2 separate regions of the Homo sapiens genome follow, and region 2 is linked to region 1. A link is a contact called in ENCODE Hi-C or POLR2A ChIA-PET data. All regions are on one chromosome and are shown on one strand. The core of a region is the stretch at or near the end of the contact, and the rest is flanking DNA. Distances in the headings are between cores, read along the strand shown. Region 1 holds the start of ADAMTS7 (ADAM metallopeptidase with thrombospondin type 1 motif 7). Region 2 holds the start of RASGRF1 (Ras protein specific guanine nucleotide releasing factor 1).

Evidence for each region. Hi-C counts contacts between places; a loop is a spot of excess contacts on that map. ChIA-PET counts read pairs that join two places held with the same protein, here RNA polymerase II (POLR2A). Pooled maps may share reads with other maps.
Region 2: a pooled map shows a loop between it and region 1 (2.6-fold over the local background). The contact joins the promoter of RASGRF1 here to the promoter of ADAMTS7 in region 1. A Hi-C loop is called at or near these places in 1 of 50 pooled maps. POLR2A ChIA-PET finds 5 or more read pairs at or near these places in 2 of 52 experiments (HEK293 and naive thymus-derived CD4-positive, alpha-beta T cell).

Annotation. Positions count from the first base shown.
Region 1 is chr15:78,805,479-78,812,713 of GRCh38, forward strand. ADAMTS7 (ADAM metallopeptidase with thrombospondin type 1 motif 7) reads right to left here and starts at 5,986. Exons shown (of 24, transcript NM_014272.5): 1 at 5,643-5,986. The coding sequence starts at 5,742. RefSeq lists a silencer at 6,014-6,433.
Region 2 is chr15:79,086,580-79,093,275 of GRCh38, forward strand. It overlaps RASGRF1 (Ras protein specific guanine nucleotide releasing factor 1), which reads right to left and starts at 4,201. Exons shown (of 27, transcript NM_001145648.3): 1 at 3,644-4,201. The coding sequence starts at 3,919.

The DNA of each region.
Region 1 (7,235 bases), core at 4,736-7,235:
ATGCTCCCCGGTCCTCAGTCCCCACCACTCCATATTCATTCCCAGTACTGTGGCTGCAAGTAGGCTCCCTTTCCCATCATGCTTGTGTTTCCTTTCACTCAGTAAAGAATGGAAAAGTGGGAAAACAAGAGATAGGCCAAGAGGCCCCATGTTTCAGGAAAAATCTGTCTCCCTACCCACCTTGTTTGCTCATTTACGTTACCTGCCTAGTCCACGGCATTTGGTATGTGACCCTTGGCTACTAACTGTGAGGGGGCACTAGGTGCTCCAAAGTCCAGGAAAGTGGGTAAGACACCATCCTTGCCTTCAAATGGAGAAATGGCCAGACGCAGTGCCTCACACCTGTAATCGCAGCATTTTGGAAGACCGAGGAGGGCAGATTGCTTGAGTTCAGGAGTTCGAGACCAGCCTGGGCAACATGGTGAAATCCCATCTCTACAAAAATACAAAAATTAGCCAGGCATGGTGGTGTATGCCTATAGTCTCAGCTACTCCGGAGGCTGAGGTGGGAGGATTACTTGAGCCTGGGAGGCGGAGGTTGCAGTGAGCAGAAATTGTACCACTGTACTCCAGCCTGGATGACAGAGCGAGACTCTGACTCCCCCCCCCAAAAACACACACACACACACACACACACACACACACACACAAAAAAAAAAAAAAAAAAAAAAAAAAAACAGAAAAATGGGTGCAGTAGACCCAAGACCCCCACTCTGGCACAGTGCTGACAAGGTCCAAGCAAGGGGAAAGGATGACACCTTATGGATGCATTGGAATGAAGAAAAGTTTCATCAAGGAGGATGCATTTGAGATGTCCCTTAACATATGTTAATTCAACAGTGAAGACAAGAAGGGCCTCATGGTGGTAGGGGCACTGTGTGGTAAACCCTCAGAGAAGTGGGGAAAAGCCAGAAGTAAGAAAGGGCAACAAGAAGTTTAATCTTGGTCCAGGCATGTGTTTTGTAAAATGGGAGGCAATGGAGGGACAAAATAATGCACTATAGAGCATGGGCTTTGAAAGTAACAAGACCCAGGGCAGGCCCAAGTGGGCCACTTAATAGTTGTATAATCTGAGTCACTGCATATCTCTGGGTTTGTTTCCTCATCTGCTTGGAGAATCCAGGCCAGAAAACGTAAGGAAGGGAGCCCAGGTCAAGGAGACGAAAATGACAGAGATAGGGAAGAACTACTTCCCAGGTTCACTCGCAGTGGGAGATTTCCTAACTTTCCCAAGGATCACAGTTCGTGGAGGCTACAACTCCAAGGCTTGTTTTTGTTTTGTTTTGTTTATGTTTTTGTTTTTTTGAGAGAGAGTTTCGTTCTTGTCCCCCAGGCTGGAGTACAATTGCATGATCTTGGCTCACTGCAACCTCCGGCTGCTGGGTTCAAGCAATTCTCCTGCCTCAGCCTCCCAAGTAGCTGTAATTACAGGTGCAAGCCACCATGCCCAACTAATTTTTGTATTTTTAGTAGAGGTAGAGTTTCGCCATGTTGGCCAGGCTGGTCTCGAACTCCTGACCTCAGGTGATCCACCCGCCTCAGCCTCCCAAAGTACTGGGATTACAGGCATGGGCCACCATGCCCACCCTCCAACACTTGTTTTAAGTGAGTATTAACGTTGGTTCCCAGGGCAAGGACAATCCCAGCCAAGGCAGCTAAAGATGAGCTGAAGGTCAGGGGGGCACTGATGCCAACCAGCTCTAAAATTCTCAACTGGGGGAGCTACATGACACTCTTTTAGGCAAGTTTTGTCCTCAAATGCATGTGGTTGGGGAATGGAAGCAGGTATGTAACTGAGGAATCAACCACTGGGGAGAAAAGGCCCCAAAAGCTTAAAAAAAATAAAGTATCTCTGGGGAAGAACCCATGCCCCAGCGGATGTACAGTCCTGTTGAGAATACCTGCTGTAGATCCTGGGCAAATATTGCAAGACAGAAATTCCAGATGACTTACAAAGAAGCATCCTATTAAGTTCAAAAATGTGGACAGGGCTAAGTAGAGCTATGCCGCAGGTGAAAAGCATTCGGATTAGTGAGCTCTAGAGCCAGAGAGGCTGTGTTTGAATCCCAGCTCTGCTACCCATATCTGTGAGACCATGGGTAAATTACTCAACCACTCAGAATCTCAGTTTCTCCATCTGTAAAATGGGGATGATAATAATTACAGCTGCTCTCTTTGGTTGTGTAAGAATTAAATGAGTTAGTATGTAAGTGCTTATAACAACAGCTGGCACATAGCAAATGTGAGCTAAGTTATGACTGAAAATTAGCAAGAGAACTTCTAAAGTATATTTAGCTTTTTCTTTTAAAAACTTGTTGTTTTATCTGTTTGCCTAATGGCTTAAAAACAAACAAAACAAAACAAAACAAAAAACATGTTTTTATTTATTTATTTCTTTTTTTTTTTTCTGAGATCTCCCAGGCTGGAGTGCAGTGATGCGATCGTGGTTTACTGCAGCCTTGACCTCCTGGGCTCATGCAATCCTCCCACCTCAGCCTCCCAAATAGCTGGGACTACAGGCGTGGACTACCAGGCCTGGATAATTTTTAAATTTTTTTGTAGAGATGGGGTCTCATTATGCTGCCCAGGCTGGTCTTGAATTTCTGGGCTCAAACGATCTGCCTACCTTGGCCTCCCAAAGTGCTGGAATTACAGGTGTGAATCACTGTGTCTGGTCTAAAACATGTTTTTCAATCAACAATAAAAGAATAGACTTACAGGATGTTGCCACTTTTATTGCAATAATTTTTTTCTTGTTTTGTTCAGATTTTTTCTTTTGAGACAGTCTCCCTGTGTCACCCAGGCTAGAATGCAGTGGTGCGATCTCGGCTCACCGCAACCTCTGCCTCCTGGGTTCAAGCAATTCTCATGCCTCAGCCTTCCGAGGAGCTGGGATTACAGGCATGCACCACCATGTCCAGCTAATTTTTGTATTTTAATAGAGATGGAGTTTCACCATGTTGGCCAGGCTGGTTTCGAACTCCTGGCCTCAAGTGATCCGCCAGCCTCAGCTTCCCAAAGTGCTGGGATTACAAGCATGAGCCACTGCAGCCCGCCAGCATTACCTTTTTTTATAGTGAACTTGTATTGTTTTGCCATTAAAATATTTTTAAAAAGTGCAGGGGTAAGTTTAAAAATAAGTAACTTTCACTGTAGCCTAGTTGACCTCACTCAGTAGAGATGTTGGTGGCTGAAACTAGCACCACCCAGTGCCAGCAAGGAGTAATTGCAGGTTCCAGTCTCGACCGGTTATGTGCTTGCAACAAAGCTGAGCCTGCAGAGTTCAAGTGACAGTGGGATGGCAACAGGCACCATTCAAGAGGACTGCCAGAGATTCATGGCCAAATCTATTCTGCCAAGTCAGGAGGTCTGTTCTGATTGGACCAAGCTCCTGCCACATTGGGTGTTAAATACTTTTAATATCTCCCCTGGGTGACAGAACTGTCACTTTGGAGCTTCTACCAAAGAAATGCCAAGATGGTGTTTACCCTCACCTCCCTATCAAGAACCTGAGTTACAATCCAGCCCTTCAAATGACCCACAGCTCATGCCAAGGAGGAAAAATAACTGGCAGGGTGGGGGGTAGTATGTGAATGCCCTCCTCTGTGAGTTCTAGTATGCACAGAAACACATGCACACAGAGTTCACATGTGCCATACGGCATGAGGAGGACACATGACTGGGCTCCAGCCTCAGAAACCCTAGCAGGTCCCTGGGTCAGTCACAAGTGGGGAAAAGGGATATATTTTCCTAAAAGTGAGCCCAGGATGAGCCCTTTGGTCTTAAAGAAGGTAACATTCAGTGGTAGGAGGAGCCCCAGGCTTAGGTCCTGGGCTTCAAAGAAAATGACAAACAGGCCAGCAGCCTCAGAGTCACCAATCCTGAGGGAGTGCAGAACAGGAAGGACCCCATGCTCTATATCTATGGGAACACTAGAGACAGACTTCACCCTTGGAGTGTTTGTGCCCAGATTAGGTTGGAGAGAGTGCCTGGCCTGCCTCCACCCTCAAACAGCAGGTCCAGGTCATCTGGGGAGTCCTGGGTCGGCCTGGCAGATTAATAAAAATAATGACCACTACATTGTAGTCACTGTGTCCTGCCTGAGCAACTGACATATTCAATATCTCATTTAATCCTCATAAGAATCCCACGAGGTTGACCGCACCCAACTCTTCCCACAGCTGCCAGGGGGCCAGGACCCAAGTCCTGAGGGAAGCATTTTCCTGCTCTCCCATTCCCATCGCCCGGTTCATCCTCCTCAGCCCCCAGCTCTGGACAGTGGAAAACACAAGCCTCATTCAGGAAGCTCAGGAGTCCAACCCCACAGGTCGCTCTACTCTGAGCCTGTTTGCTGGTCCATAAAAGGACTTTCCATCACTTGCTTTGCACGGTTGTTGTGGAGATGATGAGAAATAAGAACCCGTGAGGCTGGCACACAGTAGGTGCTCATTAAATGTTCGCTCCCTCTGCGCTCTGCGCATGGCTGCTAGACCAAATCTTTCCAAAACACTGCTTTCATCAGCTGCTCCCCTCAACGGCTTCCCAAACCTCTAAGATCAAGAGTCAATGTCCCCATCCTTCCCGCCCAGACTACTTTCTCGTCACAATCCCTCCAGTGGGGAGGCAGGTCGACCCCATCCCAGCAAGCAACCCTAATCCAGTCCCCCGACTGATGCTCCCCAGGGGAGGGCCCCACTCCCTCCACGCCCTTCTAGCTCATCCAGAATCCATCCATCCTTCCAGTCTCTCCAACCTCATGCCCCTCCTCTCCTACAAAGCCTGCCGGTCGGCTCTATTGCAGGACTCTCCCCACTATCCACCGGCTCCCCTGACTGGGAGCTCCCTGAGCACCGGGCCTGGGGTCTCCTACATCCTCGGTTACTGAATTCCCAGGCCGGCTGCGTCGGACGCGCCAGCAGCGCGGCCGCCCGGCAGGTCGCCGCCAAACAAGAGTCTGGACGCAGGCCAGAGGCTCGTCGGAGGCCGGCCCGGCGGGGCGGGGAGAGTTAACCCATGGCCGGGAAAAGAAGCTCCTGCTCCCCGCTCCACTCCCGGCGTCTTCACACTTGGGGAAGGGAGAGGCAGGAAGTGCAAGGACCGCGCAAGACCCGGCCCCCCGAGCCGCCAGGGGCCGCGCCAGCAGCCCAGATGCGGTGGGCGGGAGCTGGGGGGGCGGCGGGGTCCCGCGAAGACCTGCGACCTGGCGCCCTCGCCGGCTGTGTCCCGGCCAGCCCGCTTTCCAGGCGAGCCTCGCTAAGGAGTGTGAGAAACCAAATCCTCAGTGGGTAAACCGCGCTCCGTCCAGCCCACTCGGACGAGAGCTCTCCCGGGAGCCAGGCGCGTTGCTGCACCCGAGGTGGGGAAACCGGAGCCCGAAGAGCGGAAGGGGCTTATTCCAGGCGACAGGCAGTGTCAGTAACTGAATCAGGGGCCGAGGAAGTTTCCCCAGAAGCGCGGCTTCGCTCCCGGCCCGGCCCGACCCCGACTACTGTCCCCTAATACCCAGGGAGCGGAAGACGCGACCAACTCCAGGCACAGCGGAGCCGGCGCGGGGTCCACAAAGGTGAGGAGGGACAAAACCGAGACTGGGGGAGCGGGAAGGGGTGGCAGGCCCGGCTGGCCGGGGAGGGGCGGACACCCACCTGGTGCGGGTCCGGGGGCGCCGGGAGCCAGAGCGCAGAGGAGCAGGAGGAGGGGGCGCAGCAAAGGCGCGGGGCTGCGGGGACTGGGGCCGCCGGGCATGGCAGGAACCGGGCGGCCGCCGGGTGACCCCGCGCGCACGCTCTCGTCCGTCCCGTCCGGTCGCTGCCTGGTCCCAGGTCCGGCTCAGGACATGCCCGGCCGGCGTGCAGCTCCCGGCGACCCGGCCCCGACTCCGTTCGGCTGCGCTCGGTCCGCGGGCAACAAAGGCTGCAGGGCCCGCCCCCTTGGCCGCTGCAGAGGCAAAGAAAAGACAAGAGAGCTAGAAGGAGAGAAAGAAAGAAAGAAAGAAAGGGAGGGAGAGTGAGGGAGGGCGGCTGCCGGCCCCCGCCCCGCCCCTCGGACTCCTTCCCCCGCCCCTGGCCCCGCCCCGCCCCGGCCGGCCCCGGCCTCATCGGCCCCGCAGGCCGTGCTCGCCTCAAGGGCTGGCCGGCCCGGCGCAGGCAGCGCCCCGCAACGGATGTCCGCCCCCCTCGCCCCCCTGTCCCGAGCGCCCCCTGCCGGCGGAGCCCTGCCAGGCCTTTCCGACCCCGGCCGGTTGAGGACCCCCGGAAAGAATCTGGAATTTCCAGAATTAATGTGTTGTCCCTAAATTGGGCTCCACGAGGTGCCCTTCGCTGTGTTCCCCAGGCCAAGCAGGGCAGCCCCTCAAAAGGGGACGCGGGAGGCCTCCAGAGGGCCACACCGGGGGCCCTGCTTCAAAGCTATCTGCGGAGACAGGCCTGGGCCCTCCCTGGACAGACAGCGGTTGCCCGCGCGAGGTGGGGCCCCGCAGTTCCTCGTCTCCTGACTCCTCTCCTAGTGCGTTTGCTTGAAGCAGAGCGCAGAGTTGAGCCCACAGGCGGGGGACCGCGGCTTCGCCCAGGCCAGCGCCCACAGACTTTCAGCAGGGGCTCCCGGGGAGCCTGGAGGCCGGCCAACCCCAGCCTCACATCCCAGGCCAGCCTCCGCCTCCAACACCGGCCGTCTGTCCTTCGTGGCCCCAGCCCTGGCTCTGGCTTCCGGCTCCCCTTCCCCCTGTGCTCCCAGGAGCTTCCTTTCTCCCTTCTGCCGTCACTAAACATGGCCCTGTACCGAGGACGCCCGTCTTGTCCTCGGGGCGGTTGCGGTCAGCTTCCTCCCCTTGGTTAGTCTTTGTGTGCCCCCTGCCCTCTGAGGCCCGCACACCTCCTCATTGTCCAATCTCCTGGGCCCTTTCATTCAATTCCTGGAAGCTCACTTCTGGCTTCCTCTCCACCCTCAACCTGTCTGTCCTCTAGGGAATTTGTGTAGTACAGGGTCACCTACTTCCTCCATCTCATCTCCAGTGACCTTCCACTCCACCTCAGCCATCAGGTCTCAGGGCCAAAGCCTGGGCTGTGTCATCCCTCAGAACTGCTCCATCTTGGAAATCCGAAGCTCAGGTGCCCCCCTGTCAGACCCGACTCTGCAGTCCTTTCCACCTTCACAGTCCCACTATGTATTGCTCTTCCTCCAGTCCCTTGATACCTTCCTCTTCGCCCAACCTACCAGCCCCTCCTGGCTTCACCTACTTC
Region 2 (6,696 bases), core at 2,951-5,450, 280 kb after region 1:
CCCCCCCCAGCTTCTGGGACCTCCAACAACATCAGGTTCTGAGGTTCTGGCTGCCAGGATTTGTCTGAGTCTCTTCTGTCCTAAGAGAATCAGGAAGAGCCTGGTGCCCACATTTTGACCCTTCCTGGTTGGGAAGAGTGAAAGGAGTGCTGGAGTTGGTTTGGCTGGGTACCCTACTGAGAAGCTGGGGCTGGACATTTTATTTCAGGGAGCTTGGAATGAGAGTGGGAAAAGTCGGGGTTGGGGGACTCCATGCCAAAGAAGGGTATGGAACACCAAGGGCCAGCCTCTAGGGAAGATGAACCCAAGCTCTAAGTCAACAGCACTTGGGCTTTCAGTGTGTGGGCTACAGGGCTGGGAGCAGAAGAGGTCAGGACTGAGCAAAGGGCCCAGGCCAGGGAGGTGGCTTGCAGCTGCCAGATGGAATAGGGGGCATGGCTGTGCCAGTCTGACTTCATGAGGCCTTAGGATCCTAGGCTAGAGCTCCCTGGACACTGAGGCTGCAGCAGAGGCAGTCAGACTGGTCTGGATACAGCCAGATGAGACTGCACAATGTTAGGATGGGCTTGGTGTTTGGTGCCAGAGCGCCTTGCATATCCCGCTATTAGAGCATCTTCACGGGGTGAGGAGCTCACCCTTATCTATGTCTGTCTTCCTCAGGGGCTCACAGCCTGTGACAGTCAGCTTCTAGGTTGAGGACATAAAATATGGAATTAACATATGATAGGCTAACAAGTCCAGCTTAGTGTGCATTTCCTGTGCATCTACTATGTGCACGGTCCCTGATTCTGCCCCAGCCACTTAGGGGTTCCCAGCCAAGAGTTGGTTTCTATTCCTTCAAAAACCATCCCTGGCCCTTCAGGGAGGAAGCTGTCTGCTTGGACATTGGTAAAATGGCTTCCTGCTGAAACCAATTCTTCATCAGACACCAGCTAGTCTAGTTAAACAGATGGCTTCGTAGACGCCTCTCAACTCAGGCACTCTGTACATGCCCAGCAGATTGAGCCAAAGCTTCTCGTAGGCTCAAGCCTGGTCACAGAATGGCCTGGAGTTAGACCTATCATGCTAGGCTCTGTGGCTTATGCCATGGGGCACCCAAGTCAAAGAGAAACATGGAGCAGCTGCTGGCACCATCGATTTTACTCAAAGATTGAGAAAAGAAACAGCGATGAATTTTTGTACACATGTGTAGCCGGAAGGAGCAGGATCTAGTTTTCCACAGGAGTCAAAGTTGGTCTAGAGGCAAATGGAACCTATATAAACATATGTGATTTAAGTATGAGTCTTTAACAGAAATTTGCGCCAGACCATCATCTGCTACTTTTAACCCGGTTCTGTTCTCTTGTGCCAGGAGGGCTGCTCTCGTGAACAAACCTGAGGATCTCTGACTAGTAGTGTTCTGGGGAAACAGCTCTGAACATGAGTGCATCTCATCAATTAGTTTTGCACTGATGTTCCTCCCATGATCTACTGCTAGGATGATTCAATACCTGGGCCAAGAGTTGGATGATTTGAAATCAATGTAGGGTCTCATTTTCAGGAATTCTTAGGCATTGGATGAATTCTAGGTCTGATTCTGCCACTGATTTACCCCGTTGTTGGGTAACTCCCTTTCTTTGCCTCTCAGTTTCTTGGTCTGTAAAATGGGAAGGCTGTATCTCTGAGGTTCTGTTCGACTTTAACATCTGGTGACCTAAATAGCTCTGTCCAGGTGGGTATAATTCAGATTCAACTGTGATTCGTCTAGATCTAACTAAAATGTATTGGGCGCTTACTTTCATATACATTATTTAATGTAGGGCTCTCAAAACCCCAGAAAGGTAGGTGTTATTATCTTCATTTTGTAGATTACAAAATGGAAACTCAGAGAAGTTCAGCAAGTTAACTGAAGTCACACAGCCAGGAAGTCATACAGCTGAGATTCAGTCTCAGGCCTGTCTGCCTTCACGTCCAGGGGGCTGAGAACAGATAATATGAGCCCATGCCAACTTGGCTTCCCCCACCCCTCACTTCCTGCCTACCCAGGAGCTCAGCTCTGTGATCTAGTGTAGTGGGTTGAGGGATGGAGGGGGGATCTGGCTGGGGCTGGGGCTTGGGCTGCAGGCCCCGGGTAGGTATGGGTATATGGGTAGACACTGGCTGGAGAGGGGCAAGTTCTGAAGGGCTGAGAGCAAATTCTCTAGTCTGGCCTGGGACTGGCTCTTCCACATGAGTTCCCCAGGCTCCATTTGAGCTGAAGCTTAAGGAGCTGCCTGCTCTTTGCTCTTCTTTCCATCTGGGAGCCCCTGCTCACCACATGGCTTGTCATCCCCAGGGACCCACCCTCAAAAATTCCTGTCCACACTTCCCAGTCCTCAGAAACTATCTCCTAACACCCATTGGCTGAAGGTAGGGAAGGAAGAGATGTGCTAGAGAGACTGAGCTCGGATCTCTGTCCTGACAATTGGGAGGAAGACTTCAAGCGATGCTTTTATTTCAACCAATTCAATCACCACCAGTCTGTGTCTTCATGCAGCAGTGGCTTTTGAGATCTCGGTTGTCTTTTCAGAACATTGGGACGGCCTCAACAACTTGCATGACGCTGGGCAAGTGAATTTCTCTCTCTGGGCCTCAGTGTCCCCATCTAGGCAATCACCAGCCGTTAGGCCCTATGGATGGAAGGTTCCTGCCTGCAGTGGCATTTTAGGATCCACTATCATCTGCTTTATCTTCCTAGTGGCAAGGGACTGGACCAGATGCTTTTGGAAAGCGCACCAAGCTTAAAGGTGGCTCTCTCTGCAGGTGCCCCTCCTCCCTTCACGCCAGAGGCTCACCCCCACCCCGCCCGGGCTCCCTGTTAGAGCCAGGCCTGGCTCTTCAGCCTTGCAGCTCAGGAAACCAGAGCGCAGCGCTATAGCCGCGACTGCGGCGGCGGCGGCGGCGCAGGGGGCGGGGGAGGAGAGAAGCGCCCACTTCGTCCCGCTGCCTCCGCAGCAGCCCTGGCCCTAGCCCCGGCGCATCAGAGCGGTCCTTGGGAATCTTTGGGCTTGTTGCTCCGGCGGCCGCCAGCTGGGAGCCCACCACCGCTCGATGGTACCGAACCGACCCGTGTAGCCCCATAACCCCAGCCCAACTCCGAGGAGCTAGCGCAGACCGCTCTCCGCCCTCAGCTGCGGCGAGGCAAGGGCTGGCAGCGCTCGGACGCCTCCGTCTTGCCCTTCCCATGCCTAAGCGCGGGGAATTACACGTTCCCGGTGTAGAACAGACGATCGGGGCTATTAGGGCTGGGCGGTGGGAGTGGGGGTTGGGAGCACCATTTTTGGCTGGACGTGTGTCCAGACTCATCGTCTCTGGTCCTTAGGACCCCATCTTCCTCTGCATCTCCAGGTGTCGGCCCCTCTGTACCCGCCTCCCACGGGGCTCGTCCGGCGAAGGGCAGCCGCAGCCCACATCTACTCCCCGCCCTCAATCCCTGCCCCCTCTGCCCGCCGCAGTCACTCGCCTGGCTGGGAGCAAGCCTCCCCTCTCGCTGAGGGTGCAGAGAGCGCCTAGGGCGCCAAGAGTAGAGGGGCCAAAGTTCAAGCGCCATCAGCCAGCCGAAGGCCCTGAGCCCCCAGGGCCGCGGCCGGGACGCAGGGAGGTCAGGACGCGACGCTCGCCTCACCTGTTTCTCCAGCGGCTCCTTGGCCGACAGCGCCGGCTTGGGGGAGGGCGCGCGGTCGCAGACGCAGCCCTCCAGCAGGTAAAGCCCCGAGGGCCGCGAGCTCGAGTCGCTCTCGAAGTAGAAGAGCAGGTTCTGCAGCAGCGCGAACCACTTGGTTTGCCATTTTGTGTTGTCCGAACTCCGCTTGCTCAGGTAGCCTTTGCGCGTGCCGTCCTTGCGCGCCAGCAGTCCCAGGGACGCGACGTGGCCATCATTCAGCCGGATCCCCTTCTGCATGGTGCTCAGAGGCCAGCGAGACCCCACGCGCTTACATCTTCTCCGCGCAGCAGCCCCCCGTCCGTGCGCGCTGCGCGCTGCCTCTCTCTGGCGCTCGCTCGCTCGCTCCCTCTAGCTCTCCCCTCCCCCCAAATATCTACACTCCAGGATCTGGCGCCGAGCCGCGGCTTCTTGAATCCAGATATACCATTCCCCGCTGGAACCTCTTCTCCGCTCCGCAGAGCCCCAGTACCCGGAAGATGCCGCCCGACCCTCCTCCGGTGCCGGGCAAACTGAGGGACTGGCGATCTGCGCGCTGGCGAGGGGCAGGCGGAGTCATGTGACGCCGATCCCTCGAAGAGCCCGTTTCAGCAGCGCGGACAGGGACACACGCACGCAGCCCCGCCGAGGCGCAGAGCCGCGCGCAGGCTGCAACTTGGTGCCTCCTCCCCCTCCCCAGACACACACACACGCACACGCACACGCACACACTCAAACCCTGCCCTCCCTCCCCTCATCTCCCCTTCTCTCCCTCGGATGTTAAAAAGCAAATCAGATCAATTTTCGTTTAACCCAATGAAACCCCGAAGGCTCGCCATCCCGGGAGTTTGCGTCTTTGCGCCCCACCGCGGCGCACTGTAGACCTGGGGTTAAGTGCCAGTTGTCATTTTCTCCTCCAAAGGCTCGCCCCCCCCCCCCACTTTATTTCTAATACGAGGTGGAAGGAGGAAGGTGGGTGGCGAAATAGAGCTGCAAAAGCGTCCAGTCCTAGTCTTTGCATAGTCAGCCGGGTCACATTGAATTCCAGCATCCGGCTGCACTCCCGGCGGCTTCCCCAGCTACCTGAGGACAGTACAGGGGGTGAGATGGGGTGGTGGTTGGTGAACGTTGGTTACTTTATTTTATATTATTTTATTTTGAGAGTTGCCATAATTACCGGCGCCACCCCCCGTGCACCCTGAGGTCTGGTTGGCGAGCCGCTGCTGGGAGTTTTCTGCAAATACCCCCCAAAGCCTGAAGGCGGGCTTCAAACGCAGGCGCCGGGGACCATGGGAGCCTTCAAATAGCTGCGCTGGCGCAATGATACCTTAATGATAGATTTTCCGTTCTTATTTTTAGCTCTCATTCGCCTACACAGTTACACGGCATTTATCCGAGAACGTCACAGCGCCCGCATGCTGCACCGGGAGGGCGCGCGGGCCGCCGGGCGAGCCGGGAGCTGGGGCGGGGAGCGCGCATCGCTGTCTGCCGCAGAGGGCAGCGAGCTCGCCCCGACCCGGAGCAAGCCGCGCCTGGCCCGGGCGCTTTGCAGCGGGGATGGGTGCCCGCGCAGCCCTGTGAAGGAAAGACACCATCTTTCCGCACGGAAACTGCGTATACCCCTCCCCCGACACACACACACACACACACACACACACACACACACACACACACCCCACACTCACACACAGCACACACCACACACGCACAGATACACACCACACACCACACACCCACACACCACACACACCACACACACACACCACACACACCACACACACACACCGCACACACCACACACAAACCATACACCACACACACCACACACGCACACACACACGCCACACACACCGCATACACAAACACCACACACCACACACACACACCATACACCACACACCAACACACCACACACACACCACACACCCAAACACCACACACACCAAACACACACCACACACCCTACACACACACCACTCCCCACACCCCCCCACACCCCACCACACACACGCCACACACACCACACACAGACACCACACACATGCCACACACCACACACACACCACACACACACCACACACCACACACACACCACACACATGCCACACACCACACACATACCACATGCCACATACACACCCCCCACACTCCCCCACACCCCCCGCCACACACACACACAACCCACACCATACAAACACCACACACTACACACAACACCCCCACACTCCCCACACCACACACCACACACCACACACACTACACACACCACACCCACATACCACACACACCCCTACACACCCCTACACACCACACACACCCACACCCACACATACACCACACACCAGACCACACACCACACATACCACACACACCATGCACACCACACCACACACACCACACCACACACACACCACATAACACACCCCTCCCACAGACCAAACCTGGGCTGCACACACACACGCATCACACCTCACACAACACATGCAGCACACCACACACACATACACACACACATACACACACACACCCTAGTTTGGAGCCCTAGGGAAGGGCTTGGAAACCAGGCAGCCCTGTGTAGGTCACGGAAGAATCCACAGAGAAGCTCTGCTGTGGAGGAATGGAGCTGCCCCTGTCCTGAGCACAGTGAGGCAGGCCTGTGTTCCTGGAGTGGGAGCATTTTGGGGGAGGAACTGGCCTTGTTAACCTTAGTCCTCCCTCTAGTGCCATCGTTCCAGTCCTAGGGACCCCAAGGACTCAGTGGTGCTGATTTTTCTTCACAAATAATGAAAATAGGCTAGATGGCTAAGCCTTTTCATTCAGTCTTAATTTTCCCTACACTATCACCATCTTTTCTTCTCATTTGCTCTCTTCATGGAAGCAGAGTTTGCAGGATTGAGGTTCTTAATCTGGCCTTTCTTTATCTAAACTCTTTTATTCGGAAGTCTGTTACAGAAGCCAAGAAAACTTCAGGGAAGGGGCACTGTTCTAAGTGCTTTAGATCAATTAAGCCATTGAATCGTCATGCAACCCAATGTAGT